2 separate regions of the Homo sapiens genome follow, and region 1 is linked to region 2. Evidence: chromatin loops called from intact Hi-C (ENCODE). Cell type or tissue: ascending aorta. All regions are shown on one strand. Each heading gives the region's core, and the rest is flanking DNA. Links, peaks and the distances in the headings are about the cores only.

Evidence for each region. Peaks named below come from ENCODE experiments on the same cell type or tissue, not always from the same donor. Only the 100,000 strongest peaks of a DNase experiment are listed, where the experiment ranks them.
Region 1: a loop joins it to region 2, with 2.1 times the contacts of the local background. A loop is called at or near these places in 2 of 110 quality-filtered maps.

Annotation. Positions count from the first base shown.
Region 1 is chr15:51,329,499-51,334,878 of GRCh38, reverse strand. All of the region lies in intron 1 of CYP19A1 (cytochrome P450 family 19 subfamily A member 1), which reads left to right. Among named protein-coding and RNA genes, the nearest start is that of CYP19A1, 6.4 kb to the left of the region's middle. In ascending aorta, for the core only: no CTCF peak of the experiment used is centred there; no DNase peak of the experiment used is centred there; H3K27ac peaks cover 1,698 bases.
Region 2 is chr15:51,228,028-51,233,407 of GRCh38, reverse strand. All of the region lies in intron 3 of CYP19A1 (cytochrome P450 family 19 subfamily A member 1), which reads left to right. All of the region lies in intron 1 of MIR4713HG (MIR4713 host gene), which reads right to left. Among named protein-coding and RNA genes, the nearest start is that of MIR4713, 11 kb to the left of the region's middle. RefSeq lists enhancers at 4,642-4,936, 4,662-4,956. In ascending aorta, for the core only: a CTCF peak has its summit at 3,381 (motif pointing left); a DNase peak (open chromatin) is centred at 4,817; H3K27ac peaks cover 880 bases.

The DNA of each region.
Region 1 (5,380 bases), core at 52-5,051, 100 kb before region 2:
TGGGATGCCCTGGGAAGGTATGACCTGGGGCCAGGTGGCTCTCTGCAGCTGAAGCATGCTTTAATCTTAATCTCTGCAGCCAGGCAGTCAGTCCTTTCTTGAAGGGGGACCCTCAGGTCCCCACATCTCCACATCTACCACATCAACCACCTGAATCTGCCATTCCAACATTAGTAGGCTTTAAATTGTAACCGTGACAGGCTGTAGAAAGAAATCTTTTCCTTTTTCACCTGGAGTGATGGCCTTTCAATAAATGAAAAAGTGATTGTTTTCAGAAACAATGAAAATGTAAAGGAAGCTCTAAGAGTGGATTCTGTGCAATCATGAGAATGGCTCATGAATTTGAAACTGCAAAATCCACAGAAGTAAGTTAATACTGCAAAGCTCCACTTATGGAACTCGAGCCACTGTTTTTGAAAGATAAAACAAAGCCTTACATGTGTAGAGCACTTCAGTTTTCAAAGTGCTTTCTCATGTCATTTGAGTTCCATAATAAGCCTGTGAACGGGGCAGGGCAGGTTTTATAAGCATTTCACAGATGAGGAAGTCAGGGCTCAGGAGGTTTAAGTGATCTGCCCAAGGTCACATTGTTGAAACCTCATCAACGTTCACCCATGCCCTGTTTATCAAAAGTAGGAAATTTTTGGCCCCCATCTTGGGCCACTGAGGAATGCTCAAAATGATGGACAGGAAGTGAAACAATAGAGCAGGGAAATGATTCAAAGTGATGGAGTGGAAAACAGCTCAGACTGGCACTTGGCTCCAAGGCTTAAAAACAAACCTGGAGCAGACACTGAATGCTAGAATGTGTAAGCTAGTCAGGAAAGAAAGCCAAGCCTGGTCTAGCAGATTAAGGAGGATTTTAAGAGATCAATGATGTAAGAACATGATTTCCTAAAAACCATGTAGGGGAACTGTCATCTCTGCAGTGAATAGGTGCATATAGGTCCTAAAAAAAAAGTGAATTTGGGGCCTGATAGCCTAAGACCTTTCATTCCTGGGTTGCAAAGGCAGAGTAACAAGCTAGAATAGATATGCCTCACCTCTCCAGAGAGACTGGTTGGGAGTGACCAAAAGGGATTCCTGCCAATATTAAGCCTGGAGAAGATGACACCCCATCTGCTGAGCCTGGAGACTCAAGCCAGGGACCAGAGGAGTGGCCCCGGCTAAGAGAAGCTTACCTTTTATTGCCAAGACTTGCACTGGCTTCTGTCACTATGGAAACCACGTATGATCTCTGACCTCCACCAGGGCCAACTTCAGCCTTTAAAACCACCTTTCCAAATGAAACAAGAAAGTGCTGAGTTCTAGAAAATGTGACTTTTTAGGTCAAACTGTGGACCCTAAACATGTGCTACTTTCTTAAAGCTGTATGAGTAAACACATGGTCTCCAAACCACCCCCGATTCTGTAATCATAAGAGGGCACCAGTATCTGGGCATCAGTGAGTATCCTGGCAGATGGATCTGGCTGGATGAGGTAAGGGAGTTGTACAGGTGTGCTGAGTCTATCTCTACTCCTGAGCCTGGGAGATGTGAGAAAACAGGAAAATGAGAGTCTCCCCGCCAGTGACTTGATAGGGGATTGAGAACCACCATTTTTGTCCCTTCTGAGAAGGCACCTCAGCTGCTGGCCCTGAGCCCAGAGAGCAGACAAAAGAAAACATTACCCTTATACTTAGGGGGCACAGCAATGCTCTTAGAAGAGGCTCACATGAAACCAAGCCACTAGGGAACAGTAATACATTTAAAATATTAACGTTAGGACATAAACATTCCAGTAGAGCACAAAAAGACTTTCTGGAACCAAATGACAAGATCTGCAGACAAATTCAGTAGCTGAAGGAAAGAAAAGTAGTAGTTAATAGGAAGTAAATTTCCCAAGTTAAGAAAGGGCCTGAGTCTGCCTATTGGAAGGTTTTGGCAAGTTATGGGCAAGACAAATGATTCATAGGTTGAGAAATTCCAGAAGTCTAAGGATGAAAAGAAAATCTTACAGTCTTCCAGAAAGAAAGTACAAGTGACTTATAGGGGAAGAAGGATCATGGGGGCATCAACTTTCTCTTCTATGACACCTGAAGTAGGGATGATTGAGGCCAATCGTGTGAAGATTACTGAGAGAAAAACACTGCACACCAAGAATCCTGTAGCAAGACCCCACTCCTCTGTCAGGGTCAAGGAAACATAGTTGAGAATATGCAAGGAAAAGACCTGTCACCCATATCTTCCACCAGATAAAAGGGTGTTAAGATCTAACCAAACAATAGATGAATCAGCTTAAAGGCTACAGGATGGAAAGAGGAGGAAAAGGGAGAAAAAAATTAGTGGTGAGCAAGGAGCCTTACAACACATCGTCAGTTAAATTCAGACAGATAATAATAGACAGTTCAGGAATGTGTAATATAATTGCTGAAAATAGAAGAGACATATTTCAAGGGAAATGTTAACAATAGCCTGGAACAAAAAGTTCTAAAGGAGAAAGAGGGGAAGTGAAGTTTCCACAGGTCTCACATTGGTGTGTGAGAGTGGGAAGTGAAAGCGTCCTAAAGGCCTCATGCTGGGGGAGGAGGAACAGCAGGAGAGGAGAGAATCTGGGGAAATAGTTGGACTCTTATGTTGGTATAATGGAATAAAAGAATGAGTTTGACTACCAGTGACAAAAAGGAGAAGGACCTGGTAGAATGAAAAACTAGACTAGAGCTCCCAAATTAAGAAGAGAAAGAAAATAATTGAACAGAAACTTGATAACTAATTAATATAAAGAACATCAAGGGGGCTTAAATAAGTAATAAATATTAAGTAAAATAGAAGCAATAAAATTCAATGTATTATTAAATGTGAATAGAATTATTCTTAAAAGAGACTATTAGATTTGGTAAAATAAAAAGCAGACAGTTATATGCTTTCTTGTATATATATATGTATGTGTGTGTGTGTATGTGTGTATATATATATATATACACACACATACAAGAAATAAACACATTTAACAAATGTGATAAAAATTGAGAATAAAAAGTCAAGAAAAAATACCAGGCAAATGCAAATAACAAAGCAGGAAAGAATTACTCTGTTAATACCCAGCAAAATGAAATGTAAAGAGCACTGAATAAGATAGAGTTGCTATGTAATGATAATAATTTGCAAAAAGTCACTAACCAGTATGTGTTAAAAATCAAATGTGAAAAATAGTAAAGCCATGTGTGATTTCAGTACCTTTCTTCTTTACAGAGAGCAAGAAGTCGCGCCCCCCTGAACTCGCCCCCATTCTATCCAGTCCTACCACATAAATAACCATTCTGGGTCATACAAATACATATGCTCTTGCAAAGATGCAAAAAAAGATGCTAACTATACTTATCTCCTTCTGGGTCAGTATTTACAGGTTTGCCCCCATTCCTTATTTCCATGAGGAGAGATTTCCCTAAAATGCCCCTTGTCCTCTTTCCGCTTCTCCTTTTCTTCTCCCCAGAGAGGAGGAATGTCTTGGCTGACTCATCTTCTTCACCTCTCCTCTTTCCTTTTCGTAGCCAGCCTTATCAGCAAGCTCTCATTCTAGTCTACTCTCACGTGGCTCCAGCTCTCCAGGGGCAGCCTCTCTGCAGGAAGGCCTCGGGTGTTCAGTGCTGCCTGTGATGAGTGGGTCTGTCTTTCTCATTTGGAAAAAATGTTGCTGAACATTTAATGTTACCATTTCCAATGTCAGCTTTATCCCTAATAAAGCTGACGTTTTGATCTCCATCTGCCTTGCTCTCATCCTACCACCCGATTGGTTTAGAATTGTGGTGGAGAAAACAGGAACTCAATTCTGGGGGTCTCCTTACAACTCCAAAACAACCTTATTCTTCCCAAAGTCAACCAGCCATCTTTAATGTGGCTATACTCCTCATCTGCGCTTCCTCATCCCTCATTCATTCGCCACGTCACGGCCATGTAGCTTCTTCTCCCACCAAACATTGAACCCATCCTGCCAAGGTCGCTGATGACTTATTTGCAAAATACAATGAAAACTTTTCAGTCTAAAGGTCAATCTTACTTGAAGTCTCTGCAACTTTCAAAGCTCTTCATCACTTCCTCCTCCTTGACATTCCTTCCTCTCTGAGCTTCCATGACACTACTTTCTCTTGGTTTTCCTCCTACTTCTCCGACTGTTCCTTCTCAGCCTCCTTGAACTGTTCTTCAACTTCTGTGCACCCAACTGCTAGTGTTCTCCAGGGTTGTGCCCTACATCCTCACTCTGTTGACTCTTCCTTGGTGATTTTATCCACTGCCGAGGCCTCTGACCACCACATACCCAAACCCTGCCTGTTGCCCAGGGCTCTCTTTGGAGCTCTAGACTCAAAGGGCCAAGTACCAGTGGTGTAACTCCATGTACGACAGAAGAAGGTACCATATCATTTTATTTTTTATCACTTTATTAATGATAGCAAGATTTTTTCATATTTTACTGATCAGTTGTGCATGTTTACAGGTGTATGTGTATAAATCCTTTCCTCACTTGACATTTCTTATGCCCCTTCTCTCCTCCTCTTCCTTTCTGTCCTGCACCTTAGTTTGGGTCCACAACACACCTCAACGATGTCGCTGTGCCACTTCTCCAAGTGCACCTTCTACTCCCAGTCTGCTAGTTTGTGAGCCCAGACTCGATTCTTCGGTCCATGTGATATGTTCATACACAGGGCTCTCCACAACCCCACCCCTGCCTACTCTCTCTCTGCCCTGTTTCTCACCATTCCGCCCTTGTGCCTCACGTTCCTTCTTCCAGCTTCCGGGAGGTGCCTGCTCCCTCCCTGCTCCTTGCCACTATCATGCTCATTTCTCTGCCTGTTTTCCTCTTCTCCCCTTCTCTGACTGGCTGACTTTATTCTTTAAAACACACATCTGATGTCCCTTCTGGGGAGCCCTCCAGCCCCACATCCCAGGGAGGGCTAGCTGCTCCGACTGTGTGCTCCCACTGTAATTGTATTTACCCATCCTGGTGTATATCTGGTCATTTCACAATGGCCTGTCGCTCCCTGTCTGTCTCCCTGTTAGGCTGTGAACTCCTTGGGAATACTCCTGTATCTTGCTCATCTAATACTCCCAGAACCTCATGCATACCTGGCATGTAGTAGATGTTCAATACATTTTTGAATGAGTGAAAGTGTGATAGAGGGCAGTGCCCTTACAATTTCTTTCTGAGATCTTGCTTCCTGACCACAGGATTCACTCGCTGAAGAGGAGTGATCAGTTTCATACCAGCAGCACCCTCTGCCCACTGACAGATGGTTCTCCACTGGGAAACTTTCTTCATCCCCGGTGGTATTTGAAGGGAGTTCTCTATACATGTTTACCTTGTAAAATTTCCCTCCATCAGTGGCCCTGGCCTTGCTGGCCTTCCC
Region 2 (5,380 bases), core at 282-5,281:
CATGGAGCAATATGTCGTCACTAGGTCAACAATAAACAAGTAAAATATATAGTGTATCAGTAGAGTGACCAATTGTTTCAGTTTGCCTGGGACCAGGGCCTTTCCCAGGATGTGGGACTTTCAGTGCTGAAACTGGCATAGTCCCGGGCAAACCAGGATAGTTGGTCACACTTATCAGGCAGATAGGTGTTACATAGAAAAAGAATAGGGAAGGAGGATGGGGGAGGACCAGTTGTAGAGACGCAGGTGTGATTGTAAACAGGTGGTTCAGGCAGCCCTCACTGAGAAGACAGCATTTAAATAAAGACCTAAAGGAAATGAGCAAGTAGCCCATGCAGAGACCTGGCGGGAAAGCATTCTAGACAGAAGGAACAGCAAGTGCCAATATTCTAAGGCAAGAACCTGAGTGGAAGAATACAGGAGATGAGAGAAGCAATAGGGTACCAAATCACGTCAGGCCTTGCAGGCCATTGTAACAATTCCGGCTTTTACCCCCTGCAAGAAAGGAAGCCACTGAAGAATTTGAGAGAGGACTGACACATATGACTCATTTATGTTTCAGCAGAATCATTCTGGCTGCTCTGTTGAGAATAGGTGCAAGAGGACAAGGGATGGGGACAGACAGACCAGTTAGGCAAGAGGTGATGGTGGCTGGTCCAGGTGGTAGCAGTAGAGATGATAAGAGATGAGGGAAAATTCTGGACATATTTTGAAGGCAAAGCCAACAGACTTGCTGACAGATTGGATGTAGGGTGTGAGAGAAAAAAAAAGAGTCAAAGTGCTGTCCAGTTTTGCATTGAATGGGGACATCGTGTCCTGAGATAGGTGGAGCAAGTTTGGGAAGGGGAGAGATTAGGGTTCCATTCCAGACATGTTAGATTTGACATGCCCAGTTGACATCTGAGTGGGATGATTGAGTAGAGAGAACTGAACCTTGAGACCCTCTAGTGTAAATAGGTCAGAAACTAGCAACAGAGACTGAGAAGAGCAGCTAGACCGAGAAGAGAAAACCAGGAAAGTGTAATGTCTGAAAACCAGGTGAAAAATCCATATCAGGGAGTAGAAAATTGTGAACCATGTCAAATACCACTGATGGGGCAAGGGAATGCATGGAGATTTCAGTACTGCATTTAGCAACAGGGAGGTCACAGGTGACCTTGACAAGAGCAGTTTCAATGGACTAGTGGGGGCAAAAGTCTGACCAGAGAAGAGAATCGGGGGAGAAGAATCAGAGGCAGCAAGTGTAGACAAGTCTTCCAAGGAGTTTGCCATAAAGAAGGCAGGAAATGGGCCAGTAGATGAGTGAGATGTGTGGGCAAAGGAATTTTGATTTTTAAAATAGGAGAAATTACAGCATGTGAGTTGTAGGGGGACTGGTCAGTTATGGAGGAAAATCAAATGATTGTTGATGGAAGAGAAAGAGTGTGCTAGGTGAGATGTGAAGAGGTCCCTGGGGACAAGTGGATGGGTTGGCCTTGAATAGGGACATGGAATTTCCATAGTAATAGGAGGGAAGGTGGAATATATGGGCACAGGTCCGGGTCGTTGGGGATTGTGGAGATTCTCTTGTAGTTGCTTCCACTTTCTTGGGAAAATTGGAAATAAAGTCTTCAGCTGGGGCTGAGTAGGGAGAATATAATAGTCATCTAGAAGAGTGAGAGAGTGAATGGGCTGGGGACATGCAGTAGCATTGCCAGCGACACTAAGGGCCCACTTGAATTTAACCGAGACCTGACAGCAGGCACGTGTGCGCTAACGTACACACATGCGCACACATGTGTGCGCATGTGTGGTTTTTCTTTTTTTCCCAGCCCACTTCAACTGCCAGGTGCAAGCACAGAATAAGCTAAGAGTTGGATTTAGCTAGAGTGTGGTCTTATCAGACAACCATGACAAAGTAAGAAGAGGGTCAAGGGAGTTGAGGATTCAGGGAAGGGTATTTTAATTTTAATGATTGACAGTAATTTTTTCCCAACTTTCTGTTAAGAAAATTGTCAAATGAGTAGGAAAATTGAAAGAGCCGTCCCCCTGCCACACTTTTCCCCCTGTGACATTGACATTTTGAAGAGACCAGGTCAGCTATAACATATCCCACATTCTGAATTTCTCTCACTGTTTCATCAGGGTGTCATTTACTATATTCATCTATTCTCTGTATTTCTTATAAACTGAAAATTGGGTCTAAAGGCTCAATTAGATTAAGGTTGCACATTTTTGCAATAACACTTCAGTAGTACTAGGAACTTCATATCACATCACATCAGAAGATGAGTAACAGGTTGTCCCACTAGCACTGATGTTAAATTTGATCACTGGTTAGGTGGTTACAGTGAGATTCCTCTGTTATAAAGATTGTTTATCTCTTGTAGTCACCTAGAATTTAAGCTGGGTAAGTGAGGATATTAGAGAAGTGAAGGACAGTGAAAAGGTGATAGGATTGATGGAACAGATCTACATGAGGCAAGTGTTTTTAAATGTTTGTTACCAGCCGGGTGCAGTGGCTCACACCTGTAATGCCAGCACTTTGGGAGGTGAAAGTGGGTGTATTACTTGAAGTCAAGAGTTTGAGACCAGCCTGGCCAACATGGTGAAACCCTGTCTCTACTAAAAATGCACAAAAAATTAGCCGGGTGTGGTGGCGGGTGCCTGTAATCCCAGCTACTCAGGGGGCTGTGGCACGAGAATTGCTTGAACCTGGGAGGTGGAGTTTGCAATTAGCTGAGATTGCGCCACTGCACTCCAGCCTGGGCGATAGAGTGAGACTCTGTCTCAAAAAAAAAAAAAAAAAAAGAAGGCACCAATTAGTCCATTAATTGCCTCCTCATCACTGTTGAATCTGCCCACAAGTGTGTGAATTGTTTAATCCCAGAACTCAGGTGGCTTTCTTCTCATCACCTAAGAGCTTACTCCCTGACTACTTTTCATTTTGAACAGACAATAGGTTTGCCATCTTTGGAGATGTCTTTTATCTTCAATCATGCTTAATGAGGGATAATAACCCTAGTGATCAGACACCCAACGCTGTGCACTGTCCCTGCTGAGGCTGGGGACTCAGCTGGACTCTCCTCAGTGCTAAGAAATCCTCACTCTCCCAAATAATCAGTATAACACTTGCCTCTGGCAGTATTGCAGGCTGGCCCACAAGCCAGAGCCAGGCCTGTCTTGACTGCCAGGAGGAGCTCTGGGCTGGGGTCCTTAGTTCATCACTGACCTTCTCTTCACTTTTCTGATTTACTCTGGTTAGATAAATCCAGCCTACTTTTAGTAAGTGACCTTGTTTTAAATTGCTCATCTGTGGCCAGTCACACATCCCTTGCTTTATCACATCGGCCTGATTAGCTTTGTCCCTAACAAGCCTGAGCTTTGGATTCAAAATAGCTGAGAAGTTGGTGCCCCCTAAAGGACACAAGAATTTTAAAGGTTGGCTCTTTATTACTAATAACTAGCAAATATTTCGTTGGGTTTGTTTTATGTTTGGAGTTTCTTACTCTCTTTTTAAAACTGATTAGCAAGTTCTTAAATGAAATGGACAGGCCAATATGATTAATGCAGTATGCAAAAGCCCCAGGGTCAGAGCAGAAAAATAGTGTTTGTCCTTTAAGTGCTTAAAATTTTTAAATATTAGTTTGTGAATAAAGAATATATAAATTACTTAATTTCTGCTTTAATTATAGAATGATGGAGGGGAAGGTAAGTAAAGCTAGAGTTTTCAAATATTTTAATTAGTAAGAATTTCATTCCTTCCTATAGCATAATTTTTCTATATATGACAAAATTTGAAACGTCAGACAAATTCCCCAGAATACAAATGGAAGCATCTGGATTTTTATTTATTTATTTATTTATTTTTGCTAGGGAGAGGCAAACATGTCCAAAACTTAGGATTATTTGATGAATATTATCTGGAATCAGATCAAGAGAATATTTAATAGTGTTTTTATTTGAAAATAGGTGGTTTTTCCTGAAATAAATATTAATAAGTTATTTATACAATAACTCTGCTTTTTTTTTTTTTTTTGAGATAGGATCTTGCTCTGTCACCTAGGTTGGAGTGCAATGGCTTGATCATGGCTCACTGCAGCCTCAACCTCCAGGGCTCGAGCTATCCTACTGCCTCAGCCCACCAAGTAGTTGGGACTACAGGCACACACTACCACACCTTATATATTATATATTATTATACAATAATAATCCTGTTCTAATTTCTTGACACTACCATTATTTCAGGGGCTTACTTTTAAAGCTTAAATAGGACTATGGAACACATCGCAGATGTGAGAGCTGGATTAATACTTAGCCCACAACCTAATACATTGAACCAGAGCAGCGCTTTTTTGGTCTAGAGTCCTCTGGGAATGTATTTCAACAGGCATTAACTGAACAACCTCATTAAGGCAAAAGTATCCTTTTAGGAGCCAAGTGTCAACTAGGAGATGGAGGAGCAAGTCTCTCCAACCTGAGAACCAATTGCAGATATTATAGTAACCACTTGCAATCTTTGAGGGTTATTTGTTCTGAAAACCTCCATAGTGGGAGAATTTGCAGCTGTGAAACAAAATTTCAGGAGACCAGAGGAGAGGGAGGACCAAAGTTGCAATTAATACATGAAATTTTGTATAAATATTAAGTTCACCAAGAAAGTAACAACAACATCTAAAATCAAGATAATACCAATGACATCTAATGCATCTTGAATTTGCATAATTGAGCATCATGCAAATTGCCCTGTCTCATGACTCATCACATCCTGTGTCGTGGGAGAACTCTGTGACCCTGGAGACTTTGATGAGTCATGATGGAAGGCAGAGCCCCAAAATAGCTTCCTTTACTACCACAGTGAACTTTGCATGCCAGTCCAGCCAGGCGCTGGCCAAGCTCAGGGCTAGAAGAAGTGCCCAAGGAGATATTTTTCAAGCCCTGACTGATACTCCACTGGAGGGGGCAGGCCTGATTAGAGACTGGAGTTGGGTGGTACTAGGCAAAACTGCTGGTTCCAAAATAGGAAAACAAGACTTTAGTAATTCCACAAACTTCTGATTCTGTGGCTCACTCTTGTAGTGGGTGGCACTTTGTGGAGTGAGGCTGGATGATACCTGGGAGGCTGGAGGTTCTTCTGGCTCTGGTGGTATGGAGGGTTCAGCTTCTTAGCAGCCTTGCAGCTCTGACTCCAGTAGTGGGTAGTATTTTGGTGAGGTTAGAGAAGAAAGAGAAGTAAGGAATGGTATATGGGTGTGTGTGTGTGTTTTCTATCTTTGGTGATGTTGAAACAGGGAGTCAGTAGGTAGAAATGATTCAACTGGAGAAGGATGTCCTCATGCTAACAGAAGTGCTTATTCAACCCGAATACTAGAAATCATGCACATTGCATTTGGAGCAACAT